Regions from separate parts of the Homo sapiens genome. Here region 1 is linked to region 2. A link is an interaction called in ENCODE POLR2A ChIA-PET data of the cell type or tissue named here. Cell type or tissue: OCI-LY7. All regions are shown on one strand.

Region 1 (8,000 bases), 360 kb before region 2:
TCGAACTCCTGACCTCAGGTGATCCACCTGCCTCGGCCTCCCAAAGTGCTAGGATTACAGGAGTGAGACACTGTGTTCAGTGGTTTATTTTTATAAATAAAGTTTTATTGGAAGAAAGACACACCCATTTATTTACATTTTGTCTATGGCTGCTTTTCTGCTATAATGGCAGAGTTGAGTAGTTGCAGTGGAGTAACATCGCCAGGTAGCCTAAAATATTTACTCTCTGGCCCTTTCAGAAAAAAAATTGCCAACTGCTAATTTAAAGAAAAAATGGTTATAATGAGTGAAACAACAGGATATCTCAGTAGATAAATGAAAACTTGTAATTTTTTTTTTTGAGATGGAGTCTTGCTCTGTTGCCCAGGCTGGAGTGCAGTGGCACAATCTTGGCTCACTGAAACCTCTGCCTCCCAGATTCAAGTGATTCTTCTGCCTCAGCCTCCCAAATAGCTTGGATTACGGGCACATGCCATCATACATGGCTAATTTTTGTATTTTTAGTAGAGATGGGGTTTCACCATGTTGACCAGGCTGGTCTCGAATTCCTGACCTCAGATGATCCACCTGCCTTGGCCTCCCAAAGTGCTGGGATTACAGGTGTGAGCCACCGTGCCCAGCCAATATTTTTAAACATAAAAAATTAAAACTAAAAGTTACAATATCTGAAATGAGCCTAGCCGGGGCTTGAAGGCAAATCAATAGAAATTATCCAAACTGATGAACACAAGAAATCTGAAAAAGAATGGACCTTTGGCATGCTGTAAGACAATATTAAATAGCCTAACCTACATTTAATTGAATTCCCAATGATAGAGAAGAGAAAGAATGGAGCAGAAAAAATATATGAAGAAATAATGGCCAAAAATTTTTGAAATTTGATGACAGATACTGATTTACAGATCCAGATGTTCACGGCACCAAGCAAGATACGTATAAAGAAAAGCCCATCTATATACATCGTAGCTAAACTGCTGAAAACCAAAGATAATGAGAAAATCTTAAAAGTGGCCAGAGGGAAAGGACACGTACCTACAGCGGAACGATGATGAATAACAACTGACTTCTCAACAGAAACAATAGAAGCAGAAAATAATGGCACAACATATTCAAAGTTTTAAAAGAAAAAAACCCGTCAACCTTGAAATCTACCTAGAGACAATATCCTCTAAAAATGAGGGTGAATTTAGTATATTTTCAGATAAAAGAAAGCTTAGAGAATTTATTATGGCACATCTGCATTACACTAAAGAAAAATTTTCAAGCAAAAGAGAAATTACACTAGCTAGAAACATAAATCGACATGAAGTAATAAAGAACACGTAAATATTTAGATAAGTGAAAAGGCCACTTTTTGTTTTTAACATCTTTGAAAGACAACTGTTTAAAACAAAAATAATAATATGGTATGGTGGGTTCTGTTGAACATGTAAATGTAAAATATACAGCAGTCCTAGTATAAAAGTTAGGGAGAATGGAATTGTACTGTTTTAGGTTTTTATATCATATAGAAAATGGTACAATATTAAGTAAGTAGATAGTGATAAGTTAAGGATTCATGCTGAATAGCCTAGAGAAACCACCAAATAATACCACAAAGAGTGTAGCTAAAAAGAATATTAAATTTGTTTGGTTAGCCAAACTGAAGAGAGAAAAGGAAGAATAGAGTAATAAAAATAGAAAAGGAACAGCTAAGAAACAGATAGCAAGAAGGTAGACTTGAAGCCAACCCTATCAGTAATTACATTAAATATAAATGGACAAAAATCCATACTTTAAGAGATAGAAACTTTCAGACTGGATTAAACAGCAGGGCCCAACTATATGCTGTCTTCAAGAGAACACACTTTAAATACAATAAAAATGATGGGTTGAGAAAACAGGATAGAAAAAGATATAATCTACAAAGATAAGCATAAGGAAGCTGGTATGGTTATATTAATATCAGGAAGTAGATTTCAAGATAAGGAACATTATTCTCAGATAACATGATTGTTTACATAAAATTACTGAGGGATCTGCAAAATGGCTACCAGAATTTAGCAAGTTAGCAATTTCAGTATATATATATACATATATATATATATATATATATATATATATATATATATGTATATATATATATATATGTATATATATGTATATATATATCACTTGTAGTTAGTTCTATATACTGACACAACCAATTAGAAAATTAAAAATTTAAAAACAATTGTATTTACAATTACATCAAAAAACATAAAATGTTTGTAAATAAGCCTACCAAAAACTTGTAATACCACTAAACTGAAAACTCTGAAATATTGCTGAGACATATTTTAAAAGAATTAAGCAAATGGAAAAATATACTATCTTTATAGATTGTAACATTCATTTAAAAAATCTATTCACCTTAAATTGATCAATTAATTCAAGGCAACTACAGTTTAAAAATCCAACACAATTTTTTAGTACAAATTTGGAAGTTATTTCTAAAAGCTCCTTAGAAACACAAAAGACCTAGAATATCTAAGACAATCGTAAAGATGTATACATTTGGAGGATTCATGACATCTGATATTCAGGCTTTCTATAAAACTATGGAAATCAAGGCAGCGTAGTATTAGCATAAGGACAAACAGTAATGAAACAGAGCAGAAAGTCCTGAAATGGACTCAACTCATGTTTGTTCAACTGCTTTTTTTTTAAACAAATAAATGTGCCAAGGAAATTCAATGAGAAAGGAAAAATCTTTTCGACAAATGCTTCTGGAGCAAATGGATAAATGTATGAGAAAAAAACTCACATCTTATGCAAGAATTAATTTTATTATATATATAAAGATAAAGATCTATGTACTAGGTCTATATCTTATAGATGTAACCATAAAAGGCAAAACTAAAAAGATTTCAGAAGAAAATTAAGGCAAATGACTTTGCAAGTTGGAGATAGGCAAAGATTGCTCATAGAGGATGCAAAAGCACTGACTATAAAAGAAAAAAATTGAGAATGTCTACTCATCCAGAGACATTAAGAAAATGAAAAAGTAGGCAGGGTGTGGTGGCTCACGCCTGTAATCCCAGCACTTTGGGAGGCCGGGGCGGGCAGATCACAAGGTCAGGAGATGGAGACCATCCTGGCTAACACGGTGAAACCCTGTCTCTACTAAAAATACAAAAAAATTAGCCGGGTGTGGTGGTGTGCGCCTGTAGTCCCACCTGCTGGGGAGGCTGAGGCAGGAGAATGGCGTGAACTTGGGAGGTGGAGCTTGCAGTGAGCCCAGATCGCGTCACTGCACTCCAGCCTGGGTGACAGAGCGAGACTCCATCTCAAAAAAAAAAAAAAGAAAAAAATGAAAAAGTAAATGATAGACTGAGAGAAAATATTTGCAATATATATATTTGTCACAAATACTTGTGTCCAGAATATATAAAGAAAAACAAAGCAAGAGTAAAAGGCAAACAGCCCAATAAATGGGCAAAGACTTGAACAATCACTTCCCCAAAGAAGATACACGACTATCAATAAACACTTGAAAGTGTATTTAACATCAGATATCAATAAAATGCAAGTTGAAAACAATGATGAGATAGCCCATTGGGGAAATGGAGGAAATGGATAAAAGACTGATACGTCAAATACTGGGGAGGAAGTAGAACTACCAGAACTCTCTTATGTTACTGGTGGCAGTGTAAGTAATGTAATTACTTTGGAACACTATCTGAAAGTATTTGGCCAGGCATGGTGGCTCACGCCTGTAATCTCAGCACTTTAGGAGGCTGAGACAGGTGGATCATTTTAAGTCAGGAGTTTGAGACCAGCCCGGTCAACATGGCGAAACCCTTTCTCTACTAAGGAGGCAGAGGTTGCAGTGAGCTGAGATCACGCCACTGCCCTCCAGCCTGGGCAACAGAGTGAGACTCTGTCTCAAAAACAAACAAAGAAACAAACAAACAACAACAAAAAAAAAACAAAAAAAGAAAGTATTTTTATTGACGTTAAATATATACCTGCCCTACAATTCAGCAATTCTACTTCTAGGTATTTATCTAAGAGGAATGAAGGGATGTGTCTACAGAAAGACTTTTATAAAATATTTATAGTAACTTCTTTCTTTTATTAAGCCCCTTCCATTCTAGTACATAGTAGCTTTATTAATAATAACCAACTCAATAATTCAAACATCCATCATTGGGAGAACAGACAAGTAGCTTATGATATAGTCATACTATAGAAACCATTCAAAAATAAAAAATAATGAACTATTGATACAGGCAATATTGATAAATCTCAAAAATGTTATGTTGAACAAAATAAGCTAAACACGAAATAGTGCATACACTTTGCTTTCATTTATATGAAGTTCACAAAAAGACAAAAGTTATATCCAGAGATAGAAAGCAGACAGTGGTTTCTTGTGGTAGGTGGGTATTGACCAGAAGGCAGAAGTGATGAAAACGTTTTTGCAGCTGTACACATTTGTCAAAACTCATCAAATTGTATGCCGCAGATCTATGCATTTCTTTATAAGTAATTTTAGCTCAACAAAATGAGCGAGAAGCATATTTAGCTACTCTTTTGTAATTATTCATTAGCACAAATAACCAGGATTGACCTCAGATGTTTTTGGAATCTGAGATGTCAATCACAAGCCAAGAACATTTCTAAACACATCAATTTGAAAAGAAGGAAACAAATTGTCTTGGAAGCTATTTTGTGCCCTTAGAAACTCTTGAATTCCATGAGAGTGCGTTTTTCTAGATGAGGTCATGGGCATTTTCAGAGTCATCATAAATTAGCCCGAGTGTCTGAAGAGGTCATGCGGGGACAAGGGGAAGTTCCAGAACTTCTTATTCTCACAGACTTTCCTTTCATAAAGAATCTTTCCTGGAATTTAGGATCTTGACACCTCCAGGTCTGTAGCTCAGTAACCACTAAAGAGCTTGGCTATAATCCTTTTCCCTGAAAGGCCTTGTCAGGAAGTGCCAAACATCACCTGAAGGCAGCAGGAGGTAGAAGAGTGTGTGGAAAGGTACGCTGGAGGGTTGCTCTTTTTCAATCTAATAGGAATAAATTTGGGATTTTTTTTTTAGCCCTTCTCAGTGTAGTGTTATAAAAGCAGCAACAGAACAACATCCAAAAAAAGAATAAAAAATAATTTGTCTAAAAGTCTTGCACAGTAATAACAGGAGGATTCCACTTATATGACTCCAAAATGTTGAAATCATCTTTCCCTATATTATCATTCTTTTATTTTTTAAGACAGCATACAACTGTCCTCATTCTCTAGTTTTACTCACTAACAATGCCAAAAATTACTTCTCAAAATTCAGCTAACAAGGGCTTTTCTCTGCCTTTACACTTCCTCCTGTCTTTCCAGACCCACTTCCTGCTTCTCCCAATGGGTCTTCTCAACATAAATCATTCTCTCCCGGAATATTTTCCAATTCCTAGCTCTACGCACTCCCCCAGCTCACACCAAGGGACCTGGGAGCTTGGGAGGCAGACAGAATTTTCCTTAGAAGAGGGGAAGGGGAATATTTTTCTCCCTGTAATTTTAAAGTATTGGCACGATTCTGGATGTAGACATCACCTTCTTTTCTGAGATTATTTGAAGTGTCTGGTGCCTATGGACTGTGGGAAAATTTGAGATGATCAATTCGGGAGTTGGAGGTGGGGGTGTAGGGTGGTAAACACTCAAGGCTTAGAAATTGGGGCTCCCCACCCTGCACTAGGGTCTCACACAAAGGGGTTGGCACAGGGCTGAGAAGCAGTGGGGCTCCTGTCCACCCTGCCCAGCACCTACTCCCACCAGGCAACTGAGTGGTATTTAGTCTGCAAGACTAGCCCAGAAACTTGAATGGGACCCTGAGAGAGCCAGGGGTTCCTTGGGCCCCCGCTAGGGGACTTTCTGTTTGCCCTGGGTCTCCCTGTGTGGGCAGGGATGGAGAGTGAGGGCCTGCCTTCATGGCAGTAGGCTCTGAGTGGGTGACTGGCGCCAGGCCAAGTTCTAGGTGGGCTTCCCAAAGCCACATTCAGGCAGGACGGAGCTGCTCTTGCACACGGTTTCGTGGGCTGGATTTTCTCTGTTGCACACATGCTTAGTATCTGTCTCTCCCTTTGTTCCTGAGTGGTGGGCCGCACATGAGGCTCTGAGCAGGCTATATCTCTATTCTGGCAATAAAAGTACTCTGGACACTGTTAAGGTGAGAAAAGAAAAGAAATCGGGGCTCCCAGGAGGAGAATCCTGAACCACGGGCTCTGCGGTGATGTGGCCTTCCTCTTTAGTTTTTGTGCCTTTTATGTGGGCAGAGGGAAAAAGAGACAGCCAGCAGTGATCATTAATCCTGAAAATGCCGAGGGCTTTGGCCTGGGACCCACACCAAGACAGAGTCAAACCGAGTTCTTCTAGTGTTGAGCGTGTTTCACATCTTCCGTTGGAGTTTGCTGTGGATGCTCATTAGACAGACATGGGCAGAATCCCACTTGTTCCTCGTCCTTTTCCACCTCACCTCCATCATTGTGGCTGAAATACACGATCATGGGTGTATCTTTCCTTGTGGATTTGTTGCCTCTAGGAGTTCTGTATGCAGCTGAAGGGTAACATCCCTTGGGAGCTTTTGCCTTGTCTGGCTGACGCCTTGGCAATCGCAAGTGACAGTGACGGAGAGCCACCTCCTCTGGAATGCATCATGGAACAGGTCTGGGAGAACAGAGGGTGCAGGTGAAGGGCCCTCGACAATGCTTCTCTTTGCATTGTGGGGTTTCCCCTTCAATGGATTGCTAAAGATTCAACTTCTCTGTCTCTTTGTGTGCCCGCTAGAAAGGGAAAAGCCAGGCATTTGTAGTCCTCCTGCCACAGATGACCAGAATGACCTCACCCAGGACAAACGGCGACAGATTTAGGAATTCAAGCCAGCTTTTCTGACTCCCAGGCACCTGCTCTCTCCTTTCGAGTGTTCGACTCCACTCTCAGTCACTCGTCACTCTTCCCAGAAGGACAAATGTGCAGCTTCTATGTCTTGGATTTCAAATAAAAGACGAGGAACTTGGTGAAATGAGGTGGTCTTTGCCTTCCGCGTCACTCTCTGCTCCTCCTGGCAAGAGGCCCCATTTTTCTTGCCACTGAGGTTAAGTGAAAACAAAACAAAACAAACAAACAAAAAAGAGGCCCCATTCACAGTAAAGATAAACAGCAGCCTGGGCAGGCCAGCGGCTCTTCCCTGACGTGGAATTATGAGCCCTCTTTCTTCGATTTTGCCACATACCCGCAGCTGCACTCCCATAATCTGAAAGCTGTCCCTTTAATTTTTACCACTTCATTATTAGAATTGGAGTAGAATGAAAATTAATTTTTCCCTGAGCTATTTTTGTGTCCCTTGAGTTAACCAGAAATACCAACCCTGGAAAGAGATGTGGGGGACAGTCATTTTAGAGAGCGGACACCACTGCTGAAGAAGAAGGATATCCCGGTTGGCTGCTCTAGAGCCGGCAGGACGGATGCTGAGGTTGTTCGCAGCAGCGTGTGTGCAGAGCCCCCGGGATCTTGCAGACTGGGATTTGTCAGGGCAGGTGTGGACATTGAGGCTATTTCTAACAAGCTCCTACATGATGCTGGGGCTGCAGAGCCCCAGGCCGCACTTGGAGTATGAGAGTTTCCAGGGAGTGAAGCCCCGGCTGCTCTCTCTGCCCCCTCTCCATCTGCCCCCTGGGTGAGGACAGGACTCCCATCCCTCCAGTGCACAGTGAGTGCTGCTCAATCTGCATCCACAGCGGTTTGTGCCCAGATGCTTCCTCACTCAGCGTCTAACAGGGTGCAGTGGAAACGTCATTGACTGGAGGAAAGGTGTGTGGGTGAGAAACGTTTGTCGGTTGAGTAACTTTTTGTCGTTATTTTTTTTCTCTGATGTTCAAAGTAAGAGAAAACTCATCTGGCCCCTGGAGCCCATGTGAGCAACATGAAAGATAAAGGGAAAAGGGGGCTGATAAAGATGTGGACCGAGTCTGAGATAAGATTCTTT
Region 2 (8,000 bases):
TGCAGTGAGCTGAGATCACGCCACTGCACTCCAGCCTGGGTGATAGAGCCAGACTCCATCTCAAAAAAAAGAAAAAAAAAAAAAAAAAAGAAAAACAACTCAGGTCTTTTATCTTTGAAAGAAATGAAAAAGCAATTTAGATTGGACAAAAGAATCACATCTGAAATGCGTGAAAGAATCACATCTGGACTAGGTGTGGAAGTCTCTTCTAAGTTTAAATTTTTATCAAAGGTATACATGTCCACATGTAAAGAGTCGCCTAGCTTTACAAGGGTCAGGATAGAAAACAGTGTTTCCTCCCCCTCCCCACTTCTCCTACCCTCCTCGAAGGGTAACCACCTTTACTGTTCTTACTTTTATTGCTACCTCTCCATTTTATGTTTAGTCTTTGACACCCTTCTTTGACTTCCCTCCATGGAAATGAAGGCTTCCCTTTTCCCCCACTACCTTCTCACCATGCACTCACAACTTTCCCATCTCTTATTCCCCCGAGTTTCGGTCAGATTAATTTTTAACATTTACTTTGGGAGGACTATAGGAAGGCCATTCAAAGCTGAGTCATGTAGTCTACTGTGTTGGTTATTGATTTCTGTGTAACAAATTACCCCATAATTTAGCCACTTAAGGCAATAAGCATTTATTATCTCAAGGTTCTGGCCAGGAGACTAGGTGTGGCTTAGCCGGGGTCTCTGGCCCAGGGTCTGTTGCAAGGCTGCTGTGAAGGCTGCTGGCCAGGGCTGCCATGTCCCCAGGATCAGCAGTGGGAGGCTCCCTTTCCAAGCTAACTCATGTAGGGTTTGCAGGTCGTGAGTCCTTGCTGGCTGTTGGCCAGAGATACCACCAACTCCTGACTGCTCAGGTCTTTCCATCAGTAGCCCACAGTGTGGCAGCTGGCTCCCCTCAGAGCTAGAAGAAAAACAAGAAGAGAACAAGATGGAAGCAGGTCTTTTTGCCACCTAATCTCAGAAGTGAGACTCCATCACCTTTACTGTATTCTATTCACTAGACACGACTCATTAGGTCCAACCCACACTTAAGCCTAGAAGGTTTGCATTAGTTATCTATTGAGCATAACAATATTACCAAAAACTTAGCAGCTTAAAACCACACACATTGATTATTTCATGGTTTCTGTGGGTTGTTGAGTTGGGCCATTGCTGAGCTGTGCCTTCTGTTCAGGGTCTCGCAAAGCTGCAGTGAAGGTGTTGGCCACGGCTGTATTCTCATCTGAGGCTTGCCCGGGGAAGAGTCCATGTCCAAGCTCATGCAGGTTGCTGGCAGAATGCAGCTCCCTGTGGTTGTGTGACTGAGCACTTTGGTTTCTTGCTAGCTCCCTGATGGAGGCCTCTCTTGGCTCTGGAGGGTACCCACAGTTGACTGTTATGGGGGGCTCTCCCAAGGTGGCAGCTTGCTTCTTCAAAGTCAGCAGAGGAGAGAGAGCTCCAGCAACCCTTATGTAATGGAATCACATGCGTTCATCATCTTTGTCATATTCCATTGATTAGAAGCATGTCACAGGTTCCACATGTTCTCAAGGGGAGGAGCAATGCAAGAGTGTGAATTTCAGGAGGTGGGGGTTATTGGAGACCATTTTAGAGACTGTCTACCACATACACTGTGATTGCTTTTTCTTTTGAAATGGTTTTAGACACATGAAAAAGTGGCAAAAATAGCACAGAGTCCACATGTGCCCTTCCCTTACTGTTAAATTGTACGTACTTTTCCTTTGTGACACAGCTTTGTGTTTTCTTTGAAGTGAAACCAAGCTTGATATTTCATTTTCTTTGTTTTCTATATACGTGTTGCTAATAAAACTCTCAATTCTTTCATCTAAATCTCTTCTTAAGACATGTAGGGACTTCAGGTGTTCTAGCAATTTCATCTCCCTGAAGAGGTCTCCCCTGGAGCCTTCTGACCTGTTCCGTCTGGGCGAGCTGAACTCCATGCCCTCTGCACAGCTGTCATCTTGGGATTTCTCCTTTTTGCCATCTTGGGGCTCCTCACTGTCTCCTGTTTCTTACTCTTGCTGTTTTCCTCTTTCTTAATTATTCTCTCATTTTGGTGGAGTTTTCTCTCATTTCTTAAGATTGGTGCATGGGCAGTACATTTTTTTCTTTTTGTGTCCTTACATGTTAAAAATGTCTTTATCCTGATACTTCCTTGATGTTTTATCTGGATATACTTGTGTAGGGTGAGAGTGCTTTTCCATCAGGAATTTGAAGACATTGCTCTATTCCCTTTTAGCTTCTAGTGCTGTTATTGAGAGATCTGGTGTCATTCTTATTCCTGACCTTTGAAAATAACATTTTTCCTATCCCATTTGGAAGCCTGTAGGATCTTGTCTATGATCATGGTGTTCTGACATTTTGAGATATTAATTGGCCTGACACTATGTTTTCTTTTATTAAATAATTGGTGATACCTTTTAATCTTTAAATTCATGCCCTTTAATTCTGATGCATTTCTTGGGCTTATTTCACTGATGGTTCTCTCTCATCTATTTTCTCGGTTGTTGCTTTCTGTACTCTTATTACACAGGTATTCAACCCACAGGACAGGTTCTGTAATTTTTCAGTCTTTTCTTTCCTATTATTTCCTCTGTTTATTTTATTTACTCTGTTTTATAGAATATTTCCTCAATTTTATGTTCTAATCCTTCCATTGCTTTTTATGTCTGAAATCATATTTTTAATTTTTAAGAATTTTGTTCTTTGAGTTACGTTTACATAGTACCTGTTCTTGTTTCTTCTTTTGTCTCTCTAAAGCTGTTAGTGATAGCTTCTCTTTAGAAAGTCTTTTTTTTCCCCTTCATGCATAGGCTTGTTTTCTCTAAATTGCCTGCCCCCTTATTTATTTGTATTGGCTTTTATCTTCCTTATTAGAGATTTTCTTCAGTTATCTTGTAATCCGTGATTGTTTCCTAATATTTTAGAGTGGGGAACTGAAACTGCCATTGCAAAATTATGACCAAGACAGTGAAAGAGATCTGACCTGACTGACTCCATCTTGCTTCTAACCTCCAAACTGTCCTCATTCATTCTTGGGCATGGGCTGAACTAACTTTGGGAGGAACTTAGTTTATAGTTTAAAACAAAGATAATAACAGCCTTTTCCCAAAACAAACCTCCTTCTTGTCTAGGATCTAGACTGCCTTTGTAGAACTAAGAAATTAGCCACAGGATTAGAAATTACAGTTTAGGAGTCATGCAGCTGGAGATTACAAGATTCTGACCCCCCCTAAACTGCTCCTAAGATCAGGGCTTGAGATATTTTGCAGACCCTGCACTTGATGGATCAGCTGGCACCACCCAGATCGATAAACTGGCTCATCTGATCCTGTGGCCCCTACCCAGGAACTGACCCAGCGCAAGAGGACAGCTTCAACTCCCTATGATTTCATCTCTGACCTAACCAATCAGCACTCTTGACTCACTAGCCTTCCCTCACCCACCAAATTATCCTTAAAAACTCTGACCCCTGAATGCTCAGGCAGGCTAGTTTGAGTAATAATAAAACTCCAGTCTCCTGCACAGCTGGCTCTGTGTGAACTACTCTTTCTCCATTGCAATTCCCCTGTCTTGGTAAATTAGCTCCATCTAGGCAGTGGGCAAGGTGACCCCCAGTGGGTGGTTACAGGACTATGAGGCAGATAGACCTGTGTGCATGTGAGTGGAGTGTGTTAACTGTGTACTTTAGAGAAGGACTAATTGGCTACACCATTGAGCTTGAGAACTTCCTTGGCTGGGCTGCTCTCTTGTCCTCTCAGCCTGATCATGTCCCACAGAAAACTCAACTGAGAGCTCACCTGGGTTGAAAGCCTGACTCTGCATGCTGGGGAGGGCATCTCAGCATATATACATTTAATCCCTTTCCTTCATCCTTTTAGTGTCCCTCATACCAGAGACCCTCTCTGTTGTACCCTCCTCTGACTATAAACCTACTGTCTTTTGCAAAAGTAGGAAGAACTAGGAGCTTAGTTGCTGAAACGGGGAAGAGGACATGTGGCCCTGTTTCTTAAACAAACTTTCAACAAACTGTCTTTATTTTAGCCCTTCTTTTATTCCCACGTTTATCTAGATGTACAGAATTTCTGAGCTTCTGGGAAAGCCTGCCTCAGTTTGGTCCTAGGATTTCTCTCTACTTCCGGCTTGGTCTTTTTTCTACTCCTTATCTGGTTTCTCTCCTTAAAATGTTGTTACAGTTGTAGATCCTTCCAGCTCCCCTATCTTTGAGGGCTTATGCTAAAAAAAAAGTTATTTTGCTATTGTTTTAGTGCATTTTGTTTTTGAGGAAGAAGTGAAAATAGATGCACATGTTAAATCCACCATCTTTACCTAAAGGTTTTCTAATAGCATTCAATAATCCATCCTTTCCCCCCACGAAATTAAAATATCGCCTTTGGATTCTGTACCTTGTCAATATTATGTTAATTACCTCGTTAACATTATGTTAATTTTATTACAGTGCCTTAAAAGTGTTTTTCATAACTTCTAAAGCAAGTTCCCCTTTTCTCTTTTTTCCAGAAAATTTTGGATTATACTTGGGCATTTATTTCACATAATATAAATGTTAAGATAATATGATTTAATTTTAAGCATAAAGCAAGCAATCAAAACGAAAACAAATCAACAACAAAAACCCCCTAAACCTTATTGAGATATTAGTGAAACGGCTACATTGTCTGAGGTATATACCCTGGGGTTCGTCATCGCGCCAGGAAAATTTAGGACACAGACACACAAAAGGAGTTTAGGAGCTGAGGTTTAATAGGCAGAAGAAAAGAGAAAGAGAAACGACTTAGAGAAAGGAGTCTCCAAGTGGAAAAGACTGGGTGGCAACGGATTTTATAGCCCGGTTTGAGGAGGTGGTGTCTGATTTATGTAGGCCTCACAGATTGGTTAGATTACTTACAACTTTTACATAGCCTACAAGGAAGGCTGGTTGCCCCACCAGTCTTGTTATGCAAATGGGCTTTCCAGTTGATCAGGGCCATCTTGCCTGCTCTTCACTGTACCGGTGGCTGACAAAGAGAAGGAAAGATTGAGCCGCCATCTTGAACATGTCTAGTCCCTAGTTCCTGCCCAGCACTCACCTGAGCGAGCTCCCAGCTTGCTTGTCTATGTTTGCAGCTCGACTTTAAGGCTGCTGTTTGTTAGAAAAGGATTTGGGGATGCTTTTCCTTAAAGAGGAGAACCTTATCGAGGACTCCCATACCCTTACTATCTGCCTTAGTGATTTCTTCTTAACTCCTGTATCACTAGTTGGAAAGACATTAAATTTGTATGTTAATTGTTGGGAGAGTTTTTTTATATGTATATGTGTATCTATATATATGTTATTGTTATTGTCTTTTCATCATAGAATATGCTTCCATTTACTTCAAACCTGTTTTTGGTGCTTTGATTTGATTTTATAGTTTTCTTTATGTGAACCCTTTGCTGTTAAATATATTGGATATGTTTTTCTCAGTAAAGTGTTTGGCTTTTTTTGTGAAGGGCCTGAGAGTGAATATTTTTCACCTTCACTTTTGTGAAGGGCCTGAGAGTAGATATTTTCACATGTGATCTCTTTTAAACGACCCAGCTCTGCCACTATGGTAAAAGCAGCCACAGACAATACCTAAGTGCATGACCGTGGCTGTGTTCCAATAAAACTTTATTTATGAAAACAGGCAGTAGGCTGGACTGGTGTACATGGGCTGTAGTTTGCAGACTCCTGACACAGGAGGTCCTTCACAGAATATCAATCCATTAATCTGAAAATGCAGGAGGAACTGTGTGTTTTTAGTCAACTGTCTCAGAGACATTTCACAGAATCTGGGGTCTGAAAGTTCTTTTGTGGGGGAGTGCCTTATTGTCCCACAGTTTGATCACAGTGTTTTTTTTTTTTTTTTTTTTTTGAGACTGAGTCTCGCTCTGTCACCCAGGCTGGAGTGCAGTGGCTCCATCTCGGCTCACTGCAACCTCCGCCTCCTGGGTTCAAGCGATTCTCCTGCATCAGCCTCCTGTGTAGCTGGGATTACAGACGTCCCCGACAACACCTGGTTAATTTTTTTGTATTTTTTTCAGTAGAGATGGGATTTCACCATCTTGGCCACGCTGGTCTTGAACTCCTGACCTCGTGATCCACCCTCCTTGGCCTCCCAAAGTGCTGGGATTACTGGTGTGAGCCACTGCGCCAGGCCGATCACAGTGTGTTTTTAATTGTATCACACATTGCATCTTACCATGCATACTTGTGTTCAGGTCTGCCCTGCTCTTGGATTGTAAAATCTTAGGTCTATGGTAGGGTCTGAGCTTTACTTATGCTTGTAACTTTCTTAGCACACTGTCATGGGGTAGATAATCAATGCATGTTAAATTAATACATGAAGAGGCAGGAGGAAATGATTTCTTAGAATACATGTGAAAAGGAAGCTGCTACTGCCATTTATGTATGATGTTAAATTCTGATTAGTTTATATGTGAAGGTGTCATGTCGTTCATTCCTTATCTTTGGTGATAAGCAGGGTGTAGCACTGGCCTTGTGATTACGACTTTGACACACTCTGGGTCCTCCCCCATCTGCCTTTGTTGTCGTAAGTGTAGTGGCCTGATCTCCAGAGACAGGACACCTGGCGCCTCTGCAGTCTGCTTGTGCATTCACAGGGCACACAGCACTCCACCGATGGTCAGGTTCTTGAACTAGGTCAGTCATTTTTCCCATTTGCCACTTGTCTCCTGGAGTAGAAGGGGGAAGAATTAGAACACAAACATCTAAAAATGCAAGAGAGACCAAAAAGCAAAACATAAACACAAACAAAAAACAGCTTTCTGACTGTCAGCTTCACTGAGCAGCACCATTCCTTTTTCTGACCTTCAGCGGCATTTCGGAATGGGTAGTGTTACGTGCCAGGGGCACCGGCTTTCTCAGATACGTGTTGTAAATACATACGCCAAATCGTCAGACGTGCAGTCCACGGTGGGTCAGCTGTTGAACTGATGAATTCAGCCCAGCAACTGACTGAGAAAAGGGCAAGTTACAGTTGAAAACCCAGGAGGAGAAAGAAAATCCATGCTGCTCGCAAGAAGCAGGGCCATTTTATAATCTATTTTCTCAAAAACAAATAGTGATTGTGTCAAATAAGAATGGTTGAGAGGAATAGCTTGATACTGTTCTTCCACACATACATCATTCACTCCTTCTCTTCATGACTCTTCCCTGAAGGTCTTCCTTGTGCCGGAACGGTGCGACCTTTGCTGTTACTGTAACCATCCAGTGGGTTCACCTTGCCCGCCGCCTAGAGGGAGCCGATTTATCAAGACGGGGGAATTGCAATAGAGAACAAATAATTTACACAGAGCCAGCTGTGCAGGAAGCTGGAGTCTTTTTTTTTTTTTTTTTTTTTTTTGAGACGGAGTCTCGCTCTGTCTCCCAGGCTGGAGTGCAGTGGCTGTGATCTCGGCTCACTGCAAGCTCCGCCTCCCGGGTTCACGCCATTCTCCCGCTTCAGCCTCCCGAGTAGCTGGGACTACAGGTGCCTGCCACCGTGCCCGGCTAATTTTTTGTACTTTTAGTAGAGACGGGGTTTTCACCGTGTTAGCCAGGATGGTCTCGATCTCCTGACCTCGTGATCCGCTCACCTCGGTCTCCCAAAGGGCTGGGATTACAGGCGTGAACCAGCGCGCCCGGCCGGCTGGAGTTTTATTATTACTCAAGCCAGTCTCCCTGAGCATTCAGGGATCAGAGTTTTTAAGAATAATTTGGTAAATGGGGAGAAGGCTCCTGAGGAGGTACCAGCTGATCCATCAAGTGCAGGATCTGCAAAATATCTCAAGCCCTGATCTTAGGAGCAGCTTAGGGAGGGTCAGAATCCCGTAGCCTCCAATTGCGTGACTCCTAAACCATAATTTCTAATCTTGTGGCTAATTTCTTAGCTCTACAAAGGCAGTCTAGTCCCCAGGTAAGAAGGAGGTTTGTTTTGGGAAAGGGGTATTATCGTCTTTGTTTTAAACTATAAA

What was found. Peaks named below come from ENCODE experiments on the same cell type or tissue, not always from the same donor. Only the 100,000 strongest peaks of a DNase experiment are listed, where the experiment ranks them.
Region 1: POLR2A ChIA-PET joins it to region 2 with 15 read pairs; 2 of 35 experiments call an interaction of 5 or more read pairs at or near these places.

The regions. Positions count from the first base shown.
Region 1 is chr10:6,029,383-6,037,382 of GRCh38, forward strand. All of the region lies in intron 1 of IL2RA (interleukin 2 receptor subunit alpha), which reads right to left. It overlaps IL2RA-AS1 (IL2RA antisense RNA 1), which reads left to right and starts at 6,028. Exons shown (of 2, transcript XR_001747349.2): 1 at 6,028-6,680; 2 at 6,803-7,040. In OCI-LY7, no CTCF peak of the experiment used is centred here; a DNase peak (open chromatin) is centred at 7,809; H3K4me3 peaks cover 521 bases; H3K27ac peaks cover 965 bases.
Region 2 is chr10:6,387,691-6,395,690 of GRCh38, forward strand. It overlaps a transcript of PRKCQ not described here. Among named protein-coding and RNA genes, the nearest start is that of LINC02656, 41 kb to the left of the region's middle. In OCI-LY7, no CTCF peak of the experiment used is centred here; no DNase peak of the experiment used is centred here.